5 separate regions of the Mus musculus genome follow, and regions 1, 2, 3 and 4 are each linked to region 5. Evidence: chromatin loops called from intact Hi-C (ENCODE). Cell type or tissue: left cerebral cortex. All regions are shown on one strand. Region 1 holds the start of Trim26 (tripartite motif-containing 26). Region 2 holds the start of Gm33595 (a long non-coding RNA gene). Region 3 has its middle 9.7 kb from the start of 1700031A10Rik. Region 4 has its middle 4.7 kb from the start of Zfp57. Region 5 holds the start of Gabbr1 (gamma-aminobutyric acid (GABA) B receptor, 1).

Region 1 (5,000 bases), 210 kb before region 5:
TCATTTCTTCCCCAGTCACAAGGTTCATGACTGAGTCTACTAAAACAATAGACACACTAATAAGAGAAAAACATTTAAAAAAATGTAAAACCCACATTTTACACTACATGGGGACCTTGTAGTGTAAAAAAATGAAGACCAAGATGCCAGATATGATGACACATGCCTGTAATCCTAGCATTCAGGTACAGAGGTTAGAAGACAACCTGGGCTACATATTGAATTCAAAGCTGAACTGATCCTGTCTCAACAACAAAAACAAACAAAAGCCAGAAGAGACCTACAAGGTCTTATTATTTTGCCTTTGTTTTGTATTGAGTCTGGGTCTCACCATAGAAGGAAGGTTGACTAAAATATCCTTCAAAGTGCTAGGGTAACAGGTACAATATCTGTGTGACCATACAGGCAGAATATAACTGGAAGAGAAGAGGTGTGGTATATTGTGTACTGGGGAAGGAGTATATCAAGGTCTGTTTAGTTTCTCCTTGATATGACTTTGTGATATTCTTTCCCCTTCTAGTGTAGGACTGGGCAGTGGTTACGTGAGGGTCTTTCAGAGAGACAACAACCTTTTTGCAATTCCCATGAGACTTCATTAAATGGGAGGAGGACAGAAAGTGCACATGGTTACAAAGAAATGAACAAGATGGTTTGGGGGCTGGAGAGATGGTTCAGCATTAAAAGCATTTGCTCTCCTGGAGATAACCTGGGTTCAGCTCCCAGCACCCATTTCATCCTCTTACAACAGCCTGTAATTCTAGTTCCAGAGAATCTGATGCCTTCATCTGGCATCCACTGGCACTGGGCATACACATGATGCACATGCATGCATACACACATATGAAACACTTTGGTTGGCTTTTCAACACAAGGTTTGCGATGGTTTGTATATGCTTGTCCCAGTGCGTGGCACTATTAGGAGGTGTATCCTTGTTGGAGTAGGTGTGTCACTATGGGCATGGGCTTTAAGATCCCCATCCTAGCTGCCAAGAAGTCAGTCTTCCACTAGCAGCCTTCAGATGAAGATGCAGGACTCTCAGCTCTGCCTGCACCATGCCTCCCTGGATGCTGCCATGCTCCCACCTTGATAATAATAGACTGAACCTCTGAACTTGTAAGCCAGCCCCAATTAAATGTCCTTTATTAGACTTGCCTTAGTCATGGTGTCTGTTCCCAGCAGAAAAACCCTAACTAAGACAAGGTTTCTCAGTTCAGGCTTAGCTATCCTGATATTCAATCTGTAGACCATGCTAACCTCAGACTCGGAGATCTACCTGCCTCTGCCTCCAGAATGTTGAGGTTAAAGCCTATGTACTGTAAAAGTAACTTTTATTCACTTGGTGTAATTGTCATCTCAGATGGAGGCTTACTGAACTCTGGCTGGCTGGTCAACTCAACTGTTCTGGCTCAAACTCCTCTCCAAGCTGACAGATTAGTCTGGCTTCTCTCTCATCCTCTGACTTTTTGCTCTGCTTGGCCTCAAACTAACTCAGGTAATCTGTTCTGATCTTCTGGTTTCTTCTCATTCTCTGAATCGTTCTGTCTTCACCTGTGTCTAGCTTATCTCTCTTCAACCTGTCTCTGTAAAACTCTCCTGGTAAAACTACCTTCTCTCTTTCTGCACTCTCTTATGCGGTCTCACTTTCCTTTCTGTTCTCATGAGAGATGGGCATATCCTACTCTGTCAAATCTTTCTTTGATTCGTCACTTTGTCTGTCACTCAACTAGACATCACTTTCAAACATAGGTGCTTCCTTCGACTAACTTGACCTTCATTGTTTGAGAAAAAAGGTGTGTGCCAAGGCTGAGCCACACCACAACCAGAAACAGGTTTTTCCAGTGAACAACGCAGTCTCACAGGGTTAACGGTGTGATCAAACATCCTGCAACAGTGTGCCACCATGGCTGGCTTATTTGTTTATTTTATATGTGAGTAGTTCACCCGCATGCGTGTATGGGCCTGACCTGTCTGTATGCCTGGTGCCCAAAGAGATCAGAGTCTAGAATCCCCTGGATCTGAAATTAAAGGCAGTTGTGAATTGTCTTATGGTTGCTGGGCGTGGAATCCAGGTTTTCTACGAGAATAATTGCCCTTAACTTCTGAGCCATCTCTCCACACCCACATCTAAAAAAAAAAACCAAAAAAACAAAAAAACAAAAAACAACAACAAAAAACCCAAAAACAAAAAACAACAACAAAAAAAAAACCCACTATCAGTGTATGAGACATGCATAAATAAATCAAAATAGATTAATGTATGGTGGGTTACCCATTTAGACAGTGAATGAAAAAACAAGTGTTAGTCAACCGAGAGTCACCCACATTTCCAAAACCAAGCTCCCCTATCCCCTGCCCTTCAATCCTCATCATTACTAAAGACCAATGGGACCTGGCTTTTTTTTCACTTTCGCCACTGTCCTGCATTTTCACTATATGCATGTTCCATACCCCATATTATAAAGCCTGCACCATCACAGCCTGCCCTGCTTCTCACTCCACTTCCAATAAATCTTTTTCATGAGCTCTGTTGTGTAATATGATTTTTTTTTTTTTTGGCAGCATTCCTTGGCTCTGACCATCGTTGAGGTACTCCCTGTGACTATTCCTTAAGTATGGAGAAGATTTTTATTGTAGATATAAGGGAAACGCAGGCAGAGTGGGAAGAACCGGTACTGAATATGGGCAGCCTGGTCTACAGAGCGAGTTCCAGGACAGCCAGAGCTACATAGTGAGACTCTGTCTCTAAACAAAACAAAACAAAGCTCCCACCCCCAATATCAACTGAAAGAGCAGGTATCTAGTGATTTTAGGGTGTGCTGAGATCAAAGTCCAGAGCACAGGCATCCAGAACTCCGCTCCACCCCCTACAACAGCTCACAGGAAACTCAAAAGCACTCCCCATATGTTGGTGAAATGTTAGGACTTAGGACTCGGAGCCCTCCTGCAGCTCGGACTACTTCTTTGGAAGTAGCAGGAACTGTGGATTTCCTGCAGAGCAGAAAGCTGTGTGCAAAAAGGGCTTTCAGGCTAGTGGGCGTGGTCGAGTCCTTGGCTGTGGAGCTGCAGGAGGCTCTCAAAGCTCCTGTAGAGGGCCTCAGTACCAGATATTGCAGGTTCTGTAGTTTTTCTCAGTTTTCAACAAATTCCCCCTTCGTAGCCCAGGCTGGTATTGAACTCTAATGCCTCGGTTTCCCTAGCGCCAGGATCTTTAAATGTTTTGCATTTATTTATTTAGCGTAGGTGGAGAGTGCATGTGCTTGTGGAGCTTAGAGGACAACCAGAATAGATGTTCTCATGTCCCATCATGTGGGGGATATGGGATTTGAAAGCCAGTCATCTGATTTGGTGGCAAGCATCTTTACCCACTGAACTATCACTGTGGTGTGGGGTGGAGTGTGGAATGTGTATGTGTGTTTACTTTGTTCTGTACAGCAGGAACAGCACCTGCCTTGTGTAAGGAAGGCTAGTTGTCAAAAATGGTTCATCCTAGCCAGGAGCTTCGAAAATGATATTTGTGATGGATCTTGGAAAAACTTGATAGACTGGTCTGATCTTAGTTAGAGGCAGGCCCTGAGGAGGAAACCCCATCTAAAACCCAGCCCTTGCAGACACCCCAGCCCACCCCTAACCGCAGGGAATCAGAAATGGGGTCTCGAAAGCTATGGGGGCTTCAGCACCCTAACCTACACGAGGCCTCGCGCGACCTCAGCAGCTGGAAGACAACCGTGACGCACTGGCCGCTTCCGATTTCACTTTCCTTTTCTCGGGCCCGGCCGCTTCACCTCTTTGGCCGCTGCCTGGGGATTTGCCCAGTGATCAGTGACGTCAAGAATCCTGAAGTTCCCATTGGAGGATGGAGTTTGGCAAGAGCCAATCCCAGGGCTGGTCCCAGAGAAATCTCGGCGGAGGGCCCGGAGCTCCCGGAGACTGCTGGGCGGGGAGACTGTGGTGCCGGCTGCTTGCTCAGGACCTACCCCGCGGAGCAGCTCCAGGGAGAGGAGTGACCCGGCCCGGAGAGCGGCGCGGGTGAGTGCGGTTTGCACTGGTGAGGAGACGCGGAGGAGCGGCCGCCGTGCGACCCGGGTGGGGACAGCGAAGGCGGCCGCGGGCCCTGGGCAGGGCTAACCAGGCCCGGGCGCGCGGGACGGCGAGCTCGCGTGAGCGCCGCGTCCCCGGCTCGCCTTTGGGCCTTTCGCCCTGAGCTCGCCGTGTTCCTTCCTCCTCAGGTCCAACCCAGACTTACTTCAGTCTCTTCCAGTCCCCAGAGCCAGAAGTGAGCGGGACCCGGATGACGTTCCACCTGGTGGCTTGGAGCCCTGCATGACCAGAAGCAGGTCTTATATTTATGTATCTGTTTATTTTTTTTTTATTTATTTATCCTCAGAGTAAACTGGTTTAGCTAGTTGTACCAAGAGCTGTGCGTTCGTTATCACTGATGATTTTACTACCTAATTAGCTTAGGAAAAGAAAGTATAAACCTGGCTGTGGACTGGTGCACGCCTTTACACCCAGTGCTTGGGAGTTAGAGGCCAGTCTGGTTTACAGACTAAATGAATTCTAGGATAACCAGGGCTACAAAGAGAGCCCCTGTCTTGACCCCCACCCCCACCCCCACCCAAAAAAAAAAAAAAGAAAAGAAAAGAAATGTATGAATTTAACTTTGGGAAGTGAATAGGAGGAGACACTTAACAATTCCCCGTACATTCCAGATTTTGACAACACAACCATTTGTGTGTGTTTCAAAGAAGGGAAGAATGACATGCGCTCGTTCATGCATGCCTGAACCCCTTGTTAGTGAGATGGATTCATGATGCCTAGAGTATTCCTCCCAAGTTAAAACAAACAAACAAACAAACCCATATTTTTCTAAAAGAAAGCTTTCATTAATGCCTTTAAAACTGCAACTTTTAAATTTGATAATGATGACGATGGTGATGACAACGACAGGGTGTCTCCATGTATCCAAAATGGTCTGAAACTGACCATGGCAGCCCAGGTT
Region 2 (5,000 bases), 100 kb before region 5:
ACATAATAAAACCAAAGAGCCCAATAAACGCCACTGAGCTTTTAAGACAAAAAGGAGAGCAGCTTTATTGTTAGGCTTTTATATAACAACTCTTAGCTCAAGGAATATGGGTGTGTGTCCCTTTTGTGGTGACGGGGTGGACATATATCTGGAAGACATGCTGGTAACTAAAGAAGGAGAGCATACTAAAAGAGAGCGTGGGCCTGGGAAGATTAAACAAGAGGTAAGAAGTAGTTGTGTTGAGGCTGTGGAAGGATGGAGAAGGCATATAACAGTCTGGATGAAGCTAGGAACCTGAGGAGAAAGTGATTTTGGAGTAGGCAGAAGTAAAGGACATGAAAGAAGAAGGGAGAACTGAAGAGAAAAATGGAGCAGAGCGGGCAGGGTGTTTGGGGTGGGGTGGGGAGATGGTTTTAAAAGGTGGGAAGGTATCAAGCAGTCAGAGCTCACCTGAGGCGGAGGGGAAGATGTCCCACAGTGTGAACTCACACCTATGTTTTCTTCTGCCCGTACCAGGATATGAGGAAGACATGGAGACGGTGAGTTCCATTTTTGTTTGTTTCTTCCTTCCCACTACCTACAGCCATAGCCATGACCTTCCCTCCAGACCCCTCTCTTTACCTCCACTTAGCAACGGGCTTTCTAGAGTGTAGCCTCACCTGTTTCTGTGACAAGTGAGTGGGTTAGGATCATCAGAAGCAGCATCAAAAAGACAGGGATGCCAATAACTTCCTTCGTCTCTCCAGATTCGATGTCCCAGCACCCAAGCCATCTAACTCAGAGGAGGATCTCCCTGAAGATTACCCCGTGGTCAAAAACATGCTTCACAGGCTGACAGGTGAAGAGGGGAGGGAGCGGATCATAAGCTATGCTCTGTTTGCTCCCTCTTCGCTCTAGAAAATGCTCAAGTCCACTTTGGTATCAGTTTTGACTTCCTACAGCTGAAATAATGAAGTGTCACAAATAGGTGGCTTGAACAACCACCATTCGCACTTCAAAGTCTAGAGATAGAAGTCTGAGGGCTAAGGAGAAATCTGTTCCATGCTCTCTCCTGGCTCTGGAAACCTCAATACTTCCTTGGTCCACAGATGGTCTCACCTGGGCTTCCTTCTAGGTACCTGTCTCTGTGTGCAAGTGTCTCCACTCTCTTTTAAGATAGAAATCATCCTGCATCAGGGCCTACTGTAATAATCTCATTTTTTAACCTGATTACCTTTGTGAAAATCCTCCCCTCAAACACACGCGCGCGCACACACACACACACGCATAAGGTAAATTCAGAAAATTGGGGAACAAAACTGACACCCCACCCCCTTTAAAGAGTCTCTTTCTATGTATCCCAGGCTGGCATGGACCTCTAGTCCCTGTCTTTGCCTCTAATGTGCTGAGGCTATGCATATGTAACTCCACAGCTGGACAGGAGGCACAATGTAACCCAGAACAATATCCTTAATTCCTCAGATCTCAGCCACGTTCCCTCACGTTTTTTATGTACCCCCAGACAGTACAAGATCCCTGCTTCCACCTCCTCCCATTCTTGGAAAGGGGGTCAAGACTCCAGCACCTCCTCTACCCCTTCTGTGCTCATTCCCAAGGTAGCTCTCGAGATGTTCCATTCCTTAGTCACCCCTCCATCTCACTTAATACAAATTCCTTCTAGCTCCTAATCCAGAAGCATTTCCTTAAAGCGCCCCATACCTGCAAGGCCAGCGACTCTTTCTGGTCCCTTAGGCAATTTCTGTATCTCCTCTGACCACACCTCCTATAGAAATGGGCCTGGCCTGGAAGGTAAATGGGCTGGTTTTACTAGATACCTTGGATTCCTCCCTTTGCCCTTCCTTTAAATCACTCTAGTTCCTATCTGGTATCAGTCTCTCTCAGGTATCAGTCTCTCTCAGTAAGTAGTCTTGCTGACCTGGCTCCCGTACCCAACCCAGATTCAAGGTTTTTGCTTTGTGTTGTTGTTGACACAGGGTCTTACTATGTAGTCCTAAGGGGCCTGGAACTTGCTATACAAGCTGGCCTCGAACTCACAGAGTTTTGCCCTCTTTGCTTCCCAAGTGCTGGGATTAAAGCCACCACACTTGCAGATTCAAGTATTAGTCATCATTCTCCCTATAAGTCCCATCCGCCACTCTTCCACCAACACCACACACCAGCCTCCCCTCAGGTCTCCATGCTGGGTTCCTTGACCAGCATAGTCTTTGTCCAAGTCCAGTTCCACAAAAGTGGTGGATCAGAGCACAAAGCGGCTCTGTGCCTTAGTGTCTTCCCATCCTGGTCGCCCTGGTCGCTAGGGGAACTGCGAGAGGACTCAAGCACCTCTGCTCTTCTTCACCCTTCTCTCTAGACTTAAAAAACGTACCATGTGTTGTTCCCCCTCTCCCCTCTTCTGCAGCTGACCTGACGCTCGACCCTCGCACAGCACACCGTGATCTGCTCATCTCCTCTGACTACCGCGGCGTGAGTCTGGCTCCACCCGGAACGCCTGCGCCGCTGGACAGCCCCGCGCGCTTTGATCAGCTCCCGGCGGTGCTGGGTGCGCAGGGCTTCGCGTCAGGCCGCCACTGCTGGGAGGTGGAGACCGCGGAAGGCGCGTCCTTCAGAGACTCTACAGCTCAGGATGAGAACGCGGGAGAGAGCTGCTACGCCGTGGGCGCTGCCGGGGAGTCCGTGACCCGCAAGGGCCTCATCAAGCTGTGCCCATCGGAGGCTATATGGGCCGTGGAGGGCCGCGGCGGCCGCTTGTGGGCGCTCACGGCTCCAGAGCCCACCCTGCTAGGTGGTGCCAGGCCCCCGCCGCAGCGCATTCGCGTGGACTTGGACTGGGAGCGGGGTCGTGTGGCCTTCTATGACGGCCGCTCATTGGACTTGCTCTTCGCCTTCCAGGCGCCGGGCCCGCTCGGGGAGCGTGTCTTCCCCCTGCTCTGCACTTGTGACCCGCGTACCCCGCTGCGTATCTTGCCTGGAGAAGCCTGAGCCTCAGGTCTCTAGCTCCTACCCTACCGCAGTAGTCCAGATGGCCTCGAGGCTACTTCTGTCCCTTGCACAAATCCCCACCTGTTTCAGTGACCTTGTCTGTAACACCTATCGGAACAGGAGTATTAATAAGCACCCTTTGTCCACTCACATTCTCCCAAATCAAAACCTCAACTGGCTTGTACATTCGTGCCTTTAAGCCAGTCTAGTCCCGAGTCTCCATGACCTAAGACCTTTTTCTTGAGTCCTCTTTCCGTACCATTCTAGGCCAGGCTAGAGAAAGAGGCTCTGTTTGTACCACCAGTGTTGGGAAACAGTCCTAATTTACCTCCAATCCCAAAAGGCTCAGGGCATGATGCACAGCAGGAAGTCTGCAGCTTCCTGCTCATGTCCACTCTGAGGATTCTCAGAGGAAAAAAAAAAGTCTTCCTAAGACATTTAACTCATAACCTAAGCCGCGCAGCTCAAACCTGAAGCCTAGAACATAAATTCTAGGATATGTATGCAAGCCAGTCTATACTCAACCTTTCATTTATGACTGTTTCCTCTGCTCGTGGCCTTTTCCCATTGAACACCCTCTTGGAACTTTATCTTGCACATAAAAGAACTAATGGTGCTACCTCCTTCCTCAACCCGGGAGCAACTCAGGCACCCCAAACATTCTGTATAGTCTCCCATCCTTCCCTTGTGTATAAATGGGCCTGTATTTAACACACTGTGCAATGTTGGGTTATTTATTTTGTGCATCTGTGGCAATAAATGAGATCTAAGTGGTGCCATGGGTTTTGCTGATTTCTGTACTGTGCACAGCCAGAGGCCTGGAGGGCAGTACCCAGATCCTAGCACCAGCCGGGGAGGGCTGAGAGAGCAAGACACCTGGGTTGGCAGACACCAAAGCCTAGGCAGGAAAGGGTAGGAGCATACTGCAGGGGCCTGTCCCCTCATCTCTTTGCTTTCTCCCTCTTTCCTTTTAGGGACCCAGGCCCCTAGGACACCAATGCTGAAGCTCAAAGATTAAAGGCTGAGAAAATCATTGGCTCTAAGTCAGTGGTCTCAGCCAGCTTTGTCAGAAATGTTATATTCAGGACATGGCTATTTTTTTTTTTTTTTTGGTTCCACTTTCCATTAGGTGTGAATGACAAAGACCTCTCCTAACTCCTTTGGAGAGCCATAAGGGGTAAGAGGAGCAGAAGGGCCAGGGAACCCTATAGTCTCCACACAACCTTACATCCCACAGGCAAGAACTAAGATTTAGGAAAACTGCATCAGTAGAAGAACCATAAGCCAGGATTAATACGCAGAACTGGGGTGCAAGATTGCCTGGCATCTGATTGGAGCCCTGGCAGTGAAAGCTGGGACCGTTGAAAACCCAGTTGAAGTGCTTGGGACTCAAGCTGAGGGTGCAGGTGGCCAAGATACTGGATCCCAGGACAGGTAGTTTGGCAGTGAGAACAAAAGGGATAGACTGGGACCAAGATGCCTGGATCCCAGGCATGGGAGCAAACTGTAGGGAAGCAGGGGCTGGGAGAACCCAGAAGCCTGGGTTCTGGAACAGCAGCAAGTCAGAATTCCAGGATCTGTATCCACCCTCCTCTTCCTCTTCTCTATCACTCAGGAGACGGAAGAAGGGGGCAGGAGAACGGAGGCAATGGGTGGAGTCCCCATGTCAGATGGATATATTTGGGGCAGGCAGACACATGAATGGTGAGAGGGATTTAGTGCTGCATAGGTCCTGGAGGGGGCTTAGAGGGATCAGGAGGCTGTGGAGGAGTGGTTGGGGTGGGTGCTGGGGTTGTAGGACGCCGTCCTTTGCGGTGACCCCGTACACAGTGCTTATGACTACAGCCTTCTTCTTCATCCTCATCACTCTCGGTGGAGCTCTCGCCAAAGGCCCGAGGCTTCTCATAAATACAGCAGCCTGAATGGAGAGAGAGAAAGCCAGCTAAGAAGGATGAAGAGCAGTGTTCAGTCAGTTTCATTTCCACCAGATCTGTGTGAAAACCTCTCCCTACTTTTCTGGA
Region 3 (5,000 bases), 130 kb before region 5:
TACAGATGGTTGTGAGCCACCATGTGGTTGCTGGGATTTGAACTCAGGACCTTCGGAAGAGCAGTCAGTGCTCTTAACCGCTGAGCCATCTCGCCAGCCCTATTATTTTTATTGAAAATTGTTTTTATCACTGTGAGTCTTCTTACCCACTTTGAAGACAACTGAAATGAAAGCTGTATTTTTTTTCTATAACTACATGCTGTAAATATATGTGTAGAAATGATCTGCCATATTGGATACTGTTTTTCTCCAAGATACTATTTATTTAATATGTTGAATATGTGTTATTTCCAGAGTAGACAGAGTTATGTAGTCATTATTTCTAACATAAGAAAAGCACAAAGTGAATATATGATATCTCTATTTCTTAATTAGATCTCTTAAGTAGAGTTAGCTCTCCTGGAACCCACAAAGTAGATCAGGCTTGACCTCAAATTCCCAGAGTCACTCCTCCCTCTGCCTCCAGAGTTCCCTGACTAAAGGCATCCACAAGGCAAACAAATGATTGAGGTCTTCAGGGTAAGAGACACTTCATCACTGCTCCCAGGAAGCAAAATCTTCAGGCCACTAGAGCTCCCTGCCACGCTGAAACTGGAATTTGGAACAGGACAAAGTCCTGGTGACATGGTGGCCAGGCAATCATCTGAAAAGGGGGCAGGAGGAGCTGGACTGGGCTGAGCTTATTCTGAGCTCCAGCTGCTCTGTCAGTGGAGCATGGGTGCTATTCGGCTCCTCCACCCACCTCAGAATTGTAAGGAAATCCACACTGTCTGAGAACTCAAAGCACAAGCCTGTAAATTATGTTTTACCCTTTCCAGGTATTAAAAGACACTCCTGAGTAGAAATAATAAAAATAAATCTAATGCAAAGATGATATGCACTGTAACACTAGCCAACACCTTCCCAGCATCTGGGGGCAGGTGACTGGGGAGTCGTTGGTTTTCATCGTCGTTTTGGTATGTCCAAGAGGTTGGATGTAAGGGCAGATTTTAAGTTGAGAAGCCTTCTGGAAATAAGCATACTGTATTAAATGTTCCAATATAGCCCAAGTTTCATGGAAATTAGTATGTAGCTAAAGATGACTGTAGGGGCAGCTCTGATGCTAAGGTCCTGTTCCCCAATTGGTCTATCATTAAAGAGAGTCACGGGACAATTGCTAGGCAGAAGGTACAGGCGGGACTTCCAGGAGGTCCCTGGAGGAAAAGGGAGACCCAAGAAAGGAGAAACAGTTTCACACTGCTTCTGATGGAGAAGGGTTGAAGAGCCATGTGAGATCTCAAAGATGAGTGGCCACATACATAAGCTTCTCCTACAGGTGGTGGTCAGGGTCGTTTAAGCAGGGAATAGATATGACTACCCACTAAAATTTAGGACAGGCGGGGAAGGTACAGAACTAAGAGTAATGATAAGAGCATGTTTTCCAGGTGGGAGAGAGTAGTGTCCCCGACAATTGTGCCAAGAAGGCAAGTTGAAAATAAACAACTGTGTGTATGTACGTCTTTTACCCATGGATTCAAGGGAAGCTGGGTAGCCACAGCCCATTCCTGAAGGATAACATGGCATAAAACTACACAAAACAGATGACCCTGAACTTCAGATCCTCCTGCCTCTGCCTGTGAACTCCTGGAACTACAGGCTTGTGACATAAGTCCAGTTTTATACAGAGCTGGGGCTCAAACTGAGGTGTTCACTAATGATGAGCAAGAGTTCTACCAACTGAGCTGTTTTCAGACTTGTTTTATTTTTTTAAATTATTTTACTTTATGTACATGAGTGTGTTGCTTGTTATATGTATGTGCACACACCATGTACATACCTATAGATGGTTGTGGGCCACATATGGAAACTGGAAACTAGTCCATAATCCTCTATAAGAACAGCAAATATTCCTAGCCACTGAAATATTCTTCTGTGTGTGTGCACGCGCGGACACACATACACACACATGCACGCACACACTCGAGTTTAGTGGCTTCTCTGACACTTGCATAAAATCAGGGATTAAATCTTTAATCTGTGTTTTAATCAGAAAGCCAGCAATCTTGAAAGATTTTGACTTAGCATCCTAAAGATCTCATCTTAGAAAGGACAAACAAAGCCAGTCATCCATTTTATATTTAGTCTTGACCCTCTAGTCAGGTGGTCTCTCTTGCCTCTGAGATTTGGGGTGTTGGTGCTTTCCTCCTTATGGTCTCCTCTCTTGTGGCAAGAAGACAGAGGAGTGCTCAAACACTAAGACTCCGAGTCTTCCATTCCTCCTGAGACAGTCCCAACAAGGCAGGCTCAGCTACCTCCAATATGCCAATCAGAGGGACAGTCACAACTTAAAGCACCGGAAAGAGGAACAAGGAACACAGTCACTTCACAGTCCATCCTCGGGGTCCTGACTTGAGCTTTAAGTTTAAATAGAGAACAAGTGGTATTCACAGCTAAACCCATCTCTGGGCGAAACTTTCTCTGCTCTGTGCTGCCAGGTGGTTTGATGAACTGTCAGAACCAAGTGAAATCTCTTCCAGGGAAGCAAGAACCAGGGCTTTGGCCTCTCCTCAGCTTGGGATTCCTGAGGGAATTTTAATTCTCTAAGGTCTCTTAAGAGGTCTTTGAGGCCAATAGACTGATGACCAAAGTGAGAGGCACAAGTGTTTTTAGTATACCTCCATTCTGCTAGAGCAGTCACAGTGCTGCCACCTGGTGGTAACACCATAGTGCTATTTTCTATGGAGCTGAGCATCCCACACCCAATATCAAAACCCCACAACTGGCTTTCAATGTAGAGATTGCTATCAGCTGTTCATAGTGACACCCTCCCCCCCCCCCGTAACTTCAGGTAGGAGAGGGACATCTCTCCGGTTGTAGGATGTTTAGACACCACCAGAACTTATGAATGTAAGTCTGGTTATCAAGTTTGCTTTTTTTTTTTTAAACTGCTGAGCCATCTGCACCCCCTCCATTTTTTGTTTGTTTGTTTGTTTGTTTATTCCTAACAGGGTCTCAGTATGTAGCCCTACCTGGACTTCATTATGTATACCAAGATGCTCTTGAACTCAGAGAAATACACCTGCCTCTGCCTCCCTAGTGCTGGAATTAAGGTGTGAGCCACCATACCCCTTCCTCCTTTTTGAGATAGGCTTTCTTTTAACCCAGGCTGGACTTTCAAGTTCCTGAAGGAAAGAGTAAGATATGTATAAATTTAACCCTAGCCTATCCTGTAAACCTGATCATGGGCTCTGCCACCTCTTCCTAACACGGCCCCCCAACCCCAACCATCACCATCCTAGCAAAGCATTGCAGCCAAGATGGAAATGAAACAACAAATGAGGAGCTAAAATGAGCCCACATTTCTAAACCTTAGCAAAGCCAGGAGCACTGCTGCTCAAGCCTTTGTAAGGGACAGATGGAGCCCTGTGTAACTTCGATGAACTGTTTGTCATTCAATGTCTGGACCCTTAACACAGGGAGGGGCAGGGCAGAGGAATATCTGAATATTTCTCTGTGTATTCCACCCCCGTCCCCTCATCCTTAGGTTTGAGAAACTCTGTTTTAGAAAATTAGACCAAGCCTCCATTCATGTTTATGACCAGAGATGAGAGGCGATGCACCCATCTTGAGCCACTGCCACTAGGGGGAGCTGTCGTCTACTCGAAGAACAGTGAGTGGTAAAGTCACGGGTTAATTTTAAGGTGGCAGGGTGGGTAGATCACGGTGGTCCACATCTAGAATCCCAGCACTTCGGTGGTCCCGACAGAAGGACAAGAGTCCAAAGTCATCATTAGCTATGCATCAGGTTCAGTCCATATTGGCCTGACAAGGACCCGATCTCAGGAAACAAAACTTTAAGACTGGGGGAGGGGCAATACTTCCATGGGATTTGGGTTGTGACTTGAAACAAACAAACAAACAAAAAGAAAACACCCAAAGAACAACAACAACAACGATGACAGAAAACAAACTGCCCTCTCACATGCCCAGCTACAACACAGAAAGGGAGAATACTAACAACTTGGGGTGGAGGGCTGGGGTTGTTGAAGATCCATCCAGCCTGCCTCTATCTTAGGCATAAAGACATTTTATGGTAAAGAAAACTAGGTTCATTCCTGTTTTTGATTAAACCTTGGCTTCTCAAGGATGGGGCCATGTCTCACCTGTAACCTTAACTGAAAATGGCTTTGTACTGCCTGTTCTAGGACGCCAATCCTGTGTTTGTTTTAAAAAGTTATTTATAACAATCTTGCAACCATACCTTTGTTCCAGAAAGTTATGTAACCACCTATGACTACCTTGTTATGTCTGACTGTTGTCAAGACTACCTTGCTGTGCCCACCCTAAAATCATGTCTTTGTTTTGGGAGGAGAGGGGAAATAACTTGTGTTGGTGTTCTGCTCCTATAATCCAACCTACTGGAAATACCCTATCTCTGAGCCTTGTCTTCCTCATATCCACTACTGAGCACTAAAAACCCTGCCTAAAGGGCAGGCAGCCCATGTACACGAACAAAACAGCTTGCTTTAATTAATTCCTTGCTTTAATTAACTCGGCTATGATAATTTGGGTAGTGGTCTTTCTCCTCCCCATCTTTGGGATTAACACTGTCCCTTTTCTTTATATTCCTACAGTCCCTATTAGCCCTGGATGTAGCCTCTGCCCTTCCAGACTTTATCTTTTCTCACAACCTAAAGACTCCAGTCGGTCAGGGGGATTCAGGGAAATGTTTAGACTCCGGGTTCTTGCTCTTGCCCCACCTGCTGGGGTTTCCTGGTAGCTCCTTTGGTCACAGGGTTTGGGAGTCGGAGCTCTGGTGGTCTTAGGGAAGAAGAGTAAGCAGGACCTACGTGGTAGGCGTGGTCTCAGATGTAGCCATCTGAAAGTGAAGCCTATGAAAGGCTTCTGGGCTCAGGTCTCTGGCTCCAAATGACAGCCACTCACAGACAGCTATCCCTGGGAAAATCTACCAGTCAGTCATAGAAAAGTTGACACCTAAGTAGCTCATGACTGCGGGAAGG
Region 4 (5,000 bases), 50 kb before region 5:
ATTAAGGACAGAATATGATGGATTAAAGTGACAGTTTGGGTGTAAAGTTCACATGGGATGAACTTATGATTAATCTTCTTTTTGAAAACAATTTACTTAATTTTCTTTTATGTGGGTTGGTGTGAGATCCCCCAAAACTAGAGTTAAAGACAGTTGTGAATTGTCATATGGGTGCTGGGAATTGAACCCAGGCCCTCTGGGAGGGCAGCGGGTTCTCTTTACTGCAGAGCCATCTCTCCAGCCTTATGAGTAATCTTCTTTACTGAGTTGTCTGGATTTAGAAACCACCCCCTGCTGGGCATAGCTTCAAGGGCGCTTTTTGAGAAGAGAAGACCCACCCAGAATGTGAATGGCATTATCAAACAGGCTTAATTCTCAGACTGAATGAAAATGGAAACAGGAGAAAGCCAGCTGAGCACTTTCATTCCTTTTTCTTTACTTTCCAACCCACCCAGACTCCACCTGTACCACCGCTAGCTGCTCCTGTAGCCACACCTCCCCTTCTGTGGTGAACTTTACCTTTTGACTGAGAGCCAAAATAAACTTTCCCCCAACAGGTCACTTCTTGTGATGCATCTGGTCACAGAAATGAGAAAACAAATTTTATAGCAAGTACTTGTAAGAATTATGACTATCAGAAGTCTCCATTCATTGCTGACAGAGATACAAATAGTATAGCCACACATGGGAGATACCCAGTAGTTTCTTTAAAACTAAGAAAACACTTAACTATACAATATACAATGGCCACACTTACAGGTTTTCCCCCAGGACAAATCAAGAGCATGGTGCACAACCTTGACACGGTGCAGGCATCATTTTGCCTCTCTGGACTTCTTAAATGCATGGTCCCAGTCAAACTTAAGTCAAATAACATTCATCAGTATGTGGGGCTAGTCCTCCTCAAAAGTTTCAGGGTTATCAAAATCTAGGAAAATCAGAGAAATTGTCACAGAGGAGCCCTAAGGATCAACTGAGACCGAGTGTGTGGTGCCTTGGATAACGTCCTAGGAAAAAAAAAGGACATTAGTAACAACTGAAGAGTGTAAATAAAATATGTATAAATAAGTGTGTCCATATAGTTTCATGGGTTATAAAATGTATGGTGATGTGAGATTTAGTTTTATGCATGTATATGTATGCTTGCATGAGGTCATGAGAAGCACATATGCAGTGCCCTTGGAAGTCATAAGAGGACTGTGAGCTACCATGTGAGTGTTGGAATTGGAACTGGGTCCTCTGTATGAGCAGACAATATGCTCTTGACCATGGAGCTGTCTCTCCAGCCCTGTAGGATGTTTTAAACAGAGAAACTGGTGACTCTATATATTACCTTTGCAGTTTCTCTGGGGAAAATAAAAGCATCCTAAATTTTATTTTAAGATTTATTTATGTGTGTGTTACAGAGAAGCTGAAGTTGCAGACTTGTGATCCATCTGATGTGGGTGCTGAGAACTAAATTCAGGCCCTCTGCAAGAGCGGTACGTGCTCTTAAACACTAAGCCATCTCTCCAGTCCCTTACATTCTAAAATTTAAAAGGTCATGATTAGAAAATAGTTTTCAGGGACAGGGAGTGTGGCTCAGTAATAGATTGCCTAATTAATATATTCCCTGGGTTGAATCCCCTGCTCTGTGTGCATATATACACTGTCTCTACCCCACAACTAACCAACAGAAACTGGAACAACAAAGCAATCTGTTCCATTTTCCAGTGTTGACAGCAAACAGATGGAGAGGGGAATACTCAGAGATACTACAGGATTCCTTCTAACAGCTCTAACTTTCTTCCACCTACTGCGTAGATCTGGGTGGTCAGAAACATCTCATTCCTAACCACCCTTGTCCATCCAGGTTTCAGTAGGCCACTTCCAACTGATTCCCAATCAGACACAATCTGAGAGGTCAGAGCAGCAGCGCCCTCGTGTGGCCGTGATATTGAGGCTAGAAGACCCTACAACCTCTTACAGAAACTTCCTGAGACCTGACTCAGAACTCAAAGCAGTGTCAAGTGCTAACAGAGTCTGAGTGCTTCCCAAATCTAGGCAAACACAGATGTGTCCTCTTCTTTGAGTGATGGTGGACTCTGATTCATGATACAAGTCTCCAGCTTGACTACACAGCTAGTTTGTAGCTTCCATTTGGGCTAGAACTTCCCTCCTCCTGGGAACAAGCCCAGAACTTTCCACAAATAAGATGGGGGAGGAGCCAGAGCCACCCAGGGCAAGGTCCAGGGACGACAAGGAGGTCACAGAAGTCAAAATAGGTAAATTGAGCCTGGGAGGGAGGACAAAAGGAATGCTGGGTGGAAATCGAGAAGAATGCACCACCGGAAGTTTAGCAGTGGGGACATTAATGCTTCTGGGATGGGTCCTATTGGAGACAGGGTTAAGTTCTTCTAGCTCAAGCTCTGCTTTTCACATGGATAGTGACTCATTGAAATATTAGGTTCTGAAATGTCAGGTTATGGGAGGCGGAGAGAAAAGGGAAGAGAGGGAAAGAGGTAGCGAAACATCTTAACATAAAATTTTTCATTGTATTGTATAGGTATGAGTTTATATTTTGCTTGAAAGTACACTTGCATGTCAGGTTAAAAACTATGTGTGTTAGGTTTCTCTTAAGATTGCTGGAGATTTTTTCATTTTTCCTTTTCTTTTTTTTCGAGACAGGGTTTCTCTGTATAGCCCTGGCTGTCCTGGAACTCACTCTGTAGACCAGGCTGGCCACGAACTCAGAAATCCACCTACCTCTGCCTCCGTTTTTTCGTTTTTGTTTGCTTGTTTGGAGGCGGTATGTTTTTTGGTTCTTTGGGGTTTTTTTTAGACAAGATGCCACTATGTTACCCCGCCTCAAACTTGAGCTCTTAAATCTCATAAGCTAAGTAAACACCCTGTCAGTCACTGAGCTACATCCTCAGGCTTTTTCTTTAGACGAGTGTTAACTAACGTACCCGGAGTGTCTGTGTGCAGTGTCTGACATTCAGGCTCCATTTTTCCTGTACCCTCTAGCTTCATTTTGGGACAGGATATTTAAGTGGTTTGTTCTGCATCCGTGTGACTTAGTGATGAACAAAGGTTTGTCCAGTTTCTGCTCAAGCTTTTGCACCTTTCCATGGTCATCTAGTTTCTATAATTTCTCCAAAACTTCCAAATCTAAGAACAGCTAAAAATTCTGGAGGTTAGTGATTTATGCCATTAAGGGTTTTTTGTTTGTTTTGTAATTTTAAACAGGGTCTTTCCCTGTAACCCAAGTGTGCTGCAATCCTCTCTCCTAAATTCTGAGATTACAAGTATTCTGCTTATAGGTGTGTTGATTGGGGGTGGGGAGGTGAATAGAAAGGTGCTGGTCTACAAAGTGAGTTCTAGGACAGCCAGCCCCAGGGCTATACCGAGAAACCCTGTCTCAAAACACCCCACCCCCACCCCCAAAAAAGGTGCAGATTTGCAAGTCCCACCAGGATAGTGTCTGCACCAGGATAGGGACAGACTTCCTTCATGGTCCGGTTTCTCTACATCTCATGAGTACTTACTTTAGTAGTCAGCCTGGAGTTTGGATAGAGTTTGTGTTCAGATTTTTGTTTGTTTATGATACAGGGGATGAAACCCAGGGCTTTCTGTATGTTAGCCAAACATTCTACACTGAGTACATTGCCAACTATATTCAGAATTTGGATCTCAGTCCTTCCATGCTTGCCTCCTGATCTGAATACTGTCAATACTAGAGCCACTGGGGCTGCAGTAATTTGCTTAGGGGTTGGTAAATACCTACAGGTGTTCCTTAACGTTTCTATTGTTTTGATGAAACACCATGACCAAAAAGCAAGTTGGGGAGGAAAGGGTTCATTTTCCTCACACTTCATATCACTCACTGTTCATCATCAAAGGAAGACGGGACAGGAGTCAAATCGGGCAGAAACGTGGAGGCAGGAGCTGATGCAGAGGCCATGGAGGGTGCTGCTTACTGGCTTGCTGCTCCTGGATTGCTCAGCCTGCTTTCTTGTAGAACCCAGGATCACCAGCCTACAGGTGGTACTACCCATAATAAGCTGGGCTCTACTCCCATCAATCACTAATTGAGAAAATACCATACAGGCTTGCCTATAACCTGATCTTATGGAGGTATTTTCTTTTCTTTTTATTTATTACTACTATTATACTACTATTTTTATTTATTACTACTATAGCACACTGTAGCTGCATTCAAACACACCAGAGGGCATCGGATCCCATGACAGATGGTTGTGAGCCACCATGTGGTTGCTGGGATTTGAACTCAGGACCTCTGGAAGAGCAGTCAGTGCTCTTAACCACTGAGCCATCTCTCCAGCCCCCTGGAGGTATTTTCTTCATTGAGGTTTCCTACTCTCAGATGACTTTAACTTGTACCAAGCTGATATAAAACTATCCAGCACAGACACAAAGACCAGACAGAGACTTGCAGTTCTTGCTCACCATGGTGGTCAGAGGACAACTTGGGCAAGTCAGTTCTTGCCTTCCACCATGCAAGTTCTGGGATTCAAACTCAGATGGTCAGGCCTGGTGGAAAGTGCTTTTAACCACTGCTGGGTGGTTTTTGTTCACCGTCGTGTCGTTTGTTTGATTTAATACAGGAAAACAAGAAAAAAAAACCCACAAACACTGAAAACTATACCCAGGGCAATTACCAACATCCTGCTAAAAGACAATGTCTTCAGGAAATCATCATGGCCCCTGGACTGATTTTGTTCTACGAGCATGAATCTAGCCACAAGCAGCTCCTCTCCTTCCTTCTCCTCCTTTCCTCTCCCGTCCTTTTCTCTCCATTCTCTGGCCTGATCTCTTTCCTCCTGGACAAAATATCTATTTTGTTTACAGTTTTGGATGTTTTACTCACTCATGTCATGGAGGGTGTCGTATGGGAAAGCACAGGAAATAGTGGAGCAGTAACAGGAAGCAGCCAAGGCAAGATTTAGTCTCCAGATACATCTTCCAGTGGCCTACTTCCTCCAACTAAGTCCTAGCTT
Region 5 (5,000 bases):
CCATCGGCTGCCCTTTTGACCCTTGATTCTCCCTTCCCCTTCAAGGTCTGTTCCCCAGGCATATGACGTCTTCCCTCCTTACGCCAGGTCCAGATCTGTCTTCCTTTTGTACAAACACATCCTTTCTTCACCTTCATCCAGGCTCCTTGTCTTTGTGCCAGCTCCTCTGCTTTAGGCTTGGGTCCTATAACCCCCTACAGCCCCCCCTCCTGTCTCCATCAGTCTAGTCTGCGGGTCTCTCGGCAGCTCTTAGTCCCCCGCCTGCATGCGTGGTCGCCTATGTTCCCCTCCATCCTACCTCTACGCCCTCCCGCGCCGTGGGCGGTCTAGGGAGGGGCCGGGATCCGGGGCGGCTCCTGGGGCTCGGGTTGTGGGAGGCGCCCTCTCCGATCTCCCCCTCCCTTCCCCCCGCCCCGTCTTCCCCTGCACCCTCCTTCCTCCCTCCGCCCGAGAGCTTCCCCGGTCCCCGGCGCCGCCTCCTTCCCTCCCGGCACCGTGCTCTCGCGGCCGCCGTCGCCCCGGGGAAGGAGAGACGGGGGTGGGGTTTGCGGGTAGCGATCGCGAAGGGGAGAGACCCCGGCCGGGCTGGAGCCTGGATTCCTGTGGAAGAAGAACAGGGGGAGGGGAAGCTGGAGGACCGGGAGGGAGAACGGGGAGCCGCGGCCGGGCCTGGGCCCTTGAGGCCCGGGGAGAGCCGCGGAGCGGGACCGGCCGCCGAGGTAAGACCGGGGCCCCACGACCGGGGCTTGGCAAGGAGGCCGGTGGACGTAGGGTAGGGCCGGGGGGTGCGTGGGGTTCGGGTGCGAGAGGCGAGTGATGGGGTAGCGGGACCCCTGAGCGTGGGTAAGCTGGGCTAGCGCTAGCCACAGGGGCTGCTGAGAGGAGGTGGAGTCCCGGGAGGGTGGGGGGCCGAGGGAGGCCGGAGGAGGGTGGGGACAGGCGCTCTCTCCTCCTCTCCCCCCCAGCCCGTGCGGCTCCGCCCCCGCCTCCTCCGCGGGGCGCCCTTCGCGTCCCGAACCGCGCGGTTGGAGCCCGTGAGGTGCGCGGAGCGAGACCTGTCCGTCGGCTGGCCCAGGCCGCGGCCGGCGGGCTCCTCCGTGCCCTCACTGTTGCCTTTTCCTCAGATGCTGCTGCTGCTGCTGGTGCCTCTCTTCCTCCGCCCCCTGGGCGCTGGCGGGGCTCAGACCCCCAACGTCACCTCGGAAGGTGCACCCATCTCCGGCGCCCTGGACCTCTTCCACCCCACAGCTCGTTTCCTTGCACGTCTCCTTTCCTCATCACTCTTGCGGCAGGACCTCCCCCCGCCCCCATCCCTGGCATCCTGGTCCGCAGCCACTTCACAACTCCTGACCTCCTTTCTGTCACTCCGCATCACCACCAGCACCCATTTCCTCTACCTCACGTTGCTACACTACACCGTTTTTCTGTGACCCCGAATTATCTCAGCCCCACCTCCCTTTCCGGGCCCCACGTTACTACAGCGCCCCCCTTCCGTAGTCCACCTTGTTGCTTTGATGGGTTTGTGTGGTCCTTGTTCAGTGGGTTTGTGTGGTCCTCACCGGTATTCTCCTTCGGCCCTGTCCCTCATTTAAACCACCGAACATTATAGCCCTTAGGATTTCTTCTTAGATATTTGTCTCCATTATACTTCTTAACCGGTGGACTCTCGCACCAGCTTTAGCCCTAACCCACGACGCTGGGTTCTGCAGCTTGGGGTTCTTAACTGTTCCCACTCCCAGCTTCCAGTCGTGTGTCCCGTGTGCCCCTCCTTTTCTGTCCCCCTGCCCCAACCCCACCATTGACCACGCCCTGCTCTTCCCCCTTCCACTGCGCGCTGCCTTCCCGCTCCCACGGTTCCCCTGTGCCTCCCCATTCCCTCTCAGGTTGCCAGATTATACATCCGCCCTGGGAAGGTGGCATCAGGTACCGTGGCTTGACTCGCGACCAGGTGAAGGCCATCAATTTCCTGCCTGTGGACTATGAGATTGAATATGTGTGCCGGGGCGAACGCGAGGTGGTGGGGCCCAAGGTGCGCAAGTGCCTGGCCAACGGCTCCTGGACGGATATGGACACACCCAGTCGCTGTGGTGAGTAGCCTGGGAAGCCACCCACCATCCCTGCCCCCTTCCTTCAGGCCCTTCCATTCTCAGTTGCAGACCATCCTTAGTTGTTTTGCAAGTCAGCAATTTAAATCCAGTGGAACCAAATTCACAAATACGTTTAATGAATGAGTACTATGTAGGAGGAGGGGTGTTGCTGTGAGCAGCTAGTGGGAGGAAGCAAGCTAAGCAGCCAGCACATTCACTTCATCGTCTTCATGAGGATACTGATCATTGGGTGAAATAACTTTGATTTTTCATCTGAGTTATCCTTTGAGGTTCATTAATGAGAGATTATTTTTTAAGTTATAAGACGATTTCATTACATTTTCTGACACCTTTGTCTCCCACTCAATGACCATATAAGCCAGTTTAGTAGTAGTATAGACCAGCCATAATAAGAAAAGCAAATCTGGTCTTGCATCCAGGTTTACGTCCATCCACACATTTCAAAGGCAGAAGAGTACCCACTTTACTGTGCTGTTGAGCAGTATCTGTTTTGTGTGCTTATAGCTCCATCTTGAGTTCCTACAATAGAAATGCTATTTTTTTTTTCTGATAGGAATGTGAATACTGGGGGGGGGGGTAGGGCTGGGGAGAACGGGGAGGTAGGGAGGCACAGACATTGCACACCTGATTTCCTGTGGAGCAGGATGCTTGTGAACCCAGACCCAAACCTAATTCTCTGTACTCCCTAGGGGAAGGATCCTCTACAACTTGCCTTTTTTCTTATTTTCCTGTCTCTCCACAGTCCGAATCTGCTCCAAGTCTTATTTGACCCTGGAAAATGGGAAGGTTTTCCTGACGGGTGGGGACCTCCCAGCTCTGGATGGAGCCCGGGTGGATTTCCGATGTGACCCCGACTTCCATCTGGTGGGCAGCTCCCGGAGCATCTGTAGTCAGGGCCAGTGGAGCACCCCCAAGCCCCACTGCCAGGGTGAGGGGAACAGCTGCCTGCCTGCAGCTGATGAGGGTGCCTGCCCTAGAATGGGAGTGGGGTGGGAGTGGGTAGAGGGAATGGATGGTTGCTATGAAGAATGTCGGGGAGGAGTTTGGGAGGATGCAGGTGAAACCTATCTTTACACCACCCACCTGCCTCAGACTTGGTTCCACGGTCCTTTCTGTTGGGCTTCCCCCCACCCTCCTTTCCTTTAGTGTGTTCTTCCTGATTTCAAATCTTGGACCTTTTTTATTTTTCCTTCATTAATCTCAACTCCGCCCCCCTCAGCTTCTTAAAGTTAAAAAACTGCTCTCCCCACCTCCCTGGAAAAAACTACCCTCCCCCCCCACCCCCCGTAGACTTAGAACATCCTCTGTATCACTCTTCTAGGACTGGTCCTTTGCTATTCACTCTATAATGGAATTGCTGTAAATATTCAGAATTAAATCATACATTACATTTAGAAAAAGTCGGTGAGATATGGGATTGGAAACATGGAAAAAGCAAAAAAATTGGGGCAGAATGACCAGAACAGTGATAATTCAAGGGCAGATGGAAGAAGACTGAGTCTTGTGTATACTTTAACAATCTTGATCATTCCTTGAGGGAATAATTGATTGCTTTTGTGTTTGCTACCCCCTTGCTTGCCTCTTTGCTGTCTTTTCTGCAAACGTCTCCCTTTTCTGGGCACCCAAACTCTTGTATATATATACTCTTCTCTCCTGGAATGAATTAAGCTTCAGGGTTCTTCATTTTGACTAAGTCCTTATTTTGAGCTCTTAAGACTGTGTGCATATGCTAACCAACCTTTGGAGAACTTACTAAACTAAGGTATTTAAACAGCACTTATTTAAAACCAATTGTTTTGTAATTTGTCTTCTTAAAGAGATCATAGGTTTATATATACGTATATAATATTCAAGCTCTACAAAACTCAGCTGCACCCGACCCCCTTTACTTGCTGGAACAAATTCTGTTGTCCTTTGAATAATTGAAGAAAACACGAGTCCTGACCCCTAGCCCCGCCTTGCTCTTATCCTCAGGCACCCTTCCCTCATCGCAGTCTCCGCTCCGCATGAACAGGTGTGGGAGGGGGCTGGGGATCAGGCCTGGGAAGCTGGGCGCCCCTGGTAACTCTTCTCTGATCCCCGTCTTTCCTGCTGCCAGTGAATCGAACGCCACACTCAGGTGAGATCAGAAACCCTTCCGCGTGCACTGCCGCCCCCATCCCCTCACTCTTCACCCTCCACCAGCAGGATATCTTTGCTTAGGTTGTGGGTGTCCTGTTACTCATGTCCCACCACCCATTCTAGTTTGAGGCCGGGCCCTCCTCTCCTACCTGTTTCTTGCCGCCAAATCGCGGTTTTCCGCGGGTCGCGCTCCCTCCCACTTCCCTGCTTGGCCACGCTCCTCCGGGTCGCGCTCCTCTCGGACTCAGCTTTCTAGCGCGAAGCCCGGTAGGGGGCAGCCGCGCGCCGGAGGATCCCAGATCTCTCCTTCGTGGGGTTCCTTCAGACCTCGGGGACCTACTCTTGCCACCCCCTACCCAGGTTTTACCTGCGAGGTTCCGTCGACCCTGTTCACTGGTCCCACCCATGCGAGCCTCGCATCCTCTGTAGACCCTTTCTCCCATCACCTTTCTTCCAGCCTTCCCTCAACTACACTATCCTTCTCCTAAGCTGCACTTCTCCATACCAGTTCTCCCCTTCTGCAAAGCCTTTCCCATCGCTCTCGCTCTTCCTACCCTTAGTTCCTCGCTCCATCTTCCCATATCCCCCTTTCAGAACTGTCACCTTCCTCTCCTAACCTACCCACCCTCGCTTCCCCTCTTTGCTCTGTGCTTATCCTCTCTCCTTCCAAATCCTTATCCTCTCCTCTAGTCTCCTTAGGCAGAGACCCTTCCCTTCCTTGCGCTCTCCCTCTTCTCCCCTCCCCTTCGGGCCTCGGCACTGGCTCCTATC

What was found. Peaks named below come from ENCODE experiments on the same cell type or tissue, not always from the same donor. Only the 100,000 strongest peaks of a DNase experiment are listed, where the experiment ranks them.
Region 1: it touches region 5 in a loop (5-fold over the local background); 8 of 42 quality-filtered maps call a loop at or near these places.
Region 2: a loop joins it to region 5, with 4 times the contacts of the local background. A loop is called at or near these places in 12 of 42 quality-filtered maps.
Region 3: it touches region 5 in a loop (8-fold over the local background); 15 of 42 quality-filtered maps call a loop at or near these places.
Region 4: it touches region 5 in a loop (3-fold over the local background); 12 of 42 quality-filtered maps call a loop at or near these places.

The regions. Positions count from the first base shown.
Region 1 is chr17:36,833,238-36,838,237 of GRCm38, forward strand. It overlaps Trim26 (tripartite motif-containing 26), which reads left to right and starts at 3,909. Exons shown (of 10, transcript NM_001025599.3): 1 at 3,909-4,027; 2 at 4,228-4,335. In left cerebral cortex, CTCF peaks have their summits at 3,090 and 4,264 (motif pointing left); DNase peaks (open chromatin) are centred at 3,057 and 3,850; H3K4me3 peaks cover 1,943 bases; H3K27ac peaks cover 1,350 bases.
Region 2 is chr17:36,944,658-36,949,657 of GRCm38, forward strand. Rnf39 (ring finger protein 39) reads left to right here. Exons shown (of 4, transcript NM_001099632.1): 2 at 517-539; 3 at 747-838; 4 at 2,399-3,329. The coding sequence ends at 2,979. Ppp1r11 (protein phosphatase 1, regulatory inhibitor subunit 11) reads right to left here. Exons shown (of 3, transcript NM_029632.3): 3 at 3,698-4,897. The coding sequence ends at 4,695. It overlaps Gm33595 (a long non-coding RNA gene), which reads right to left and starts at 2,425. Exons shown (of 2, transcript XR_385575.3): 1 at 1,699-2,425; 2 at 40-503. In left cerebral cortex, a CTCF peak has its summit at 2,759; a DNase peak (open chromatin) is centred at 2,607; H3K4me3 peaks cover 1,376 bases; H3K27ac peaks cover 1,372 bases.
Region 3 is chr17:36,911,609-36,916,608 of GRCm38, forward strand. No RefSeq gene overlaps it. Among named protein-coding and RNA genes, the nearest start is that of 1700031A10Rik, 9.7 kb to the right of the region's middle. In left cerebral cortex, CTCF peaks have their summits at 2,695 (motif pointing left) and 3,602 (motif pointing right); DNase peaks (open chromatin) are centred at 2,683 and 3,633.
Region 4 is chr17:36,995,276-37,000,275 of GRCm38, forward strand. It overlaps a transcript of H2-M5 not described here. Among named protein-coding and RNA genes, the nearest start is that of Zfp57, 4.7 kb to the right of the region's middle. In left cerebral cortex, a CTCF peak has its summit at 1,929 (motif pointing left); DNase peaks (open chromatin) are centred at 307 and 1,919.
Region 5 is chr17:37,045,571-37,050,570 of GRCm38, forward strand. It overlaps Gabbr1 (gamma-aminobutyric acid (GABA) B receptor, 1), which reads left to right and starts at 396. Exons shown (of 23, transcript NM_019439.3): 1 at 396-719; 2 at 1,125-1,206; 3 at 1,884-2,087; 4 at 2,851-3,036; 5 at 4,207-4,227. The coding sequence starts at 1,125. In left cerebral cortex, CTCF peaks have their summits at 1,489, 2,608 and 4,478 (motif pointing right); DNase peaks (open chromatin) are centred at 409, 956, 1,309, 2,128 and 4 more places; H3K4me3 peaks cover 4,625 bases; H3K27ac peaks cover 3,811 bases.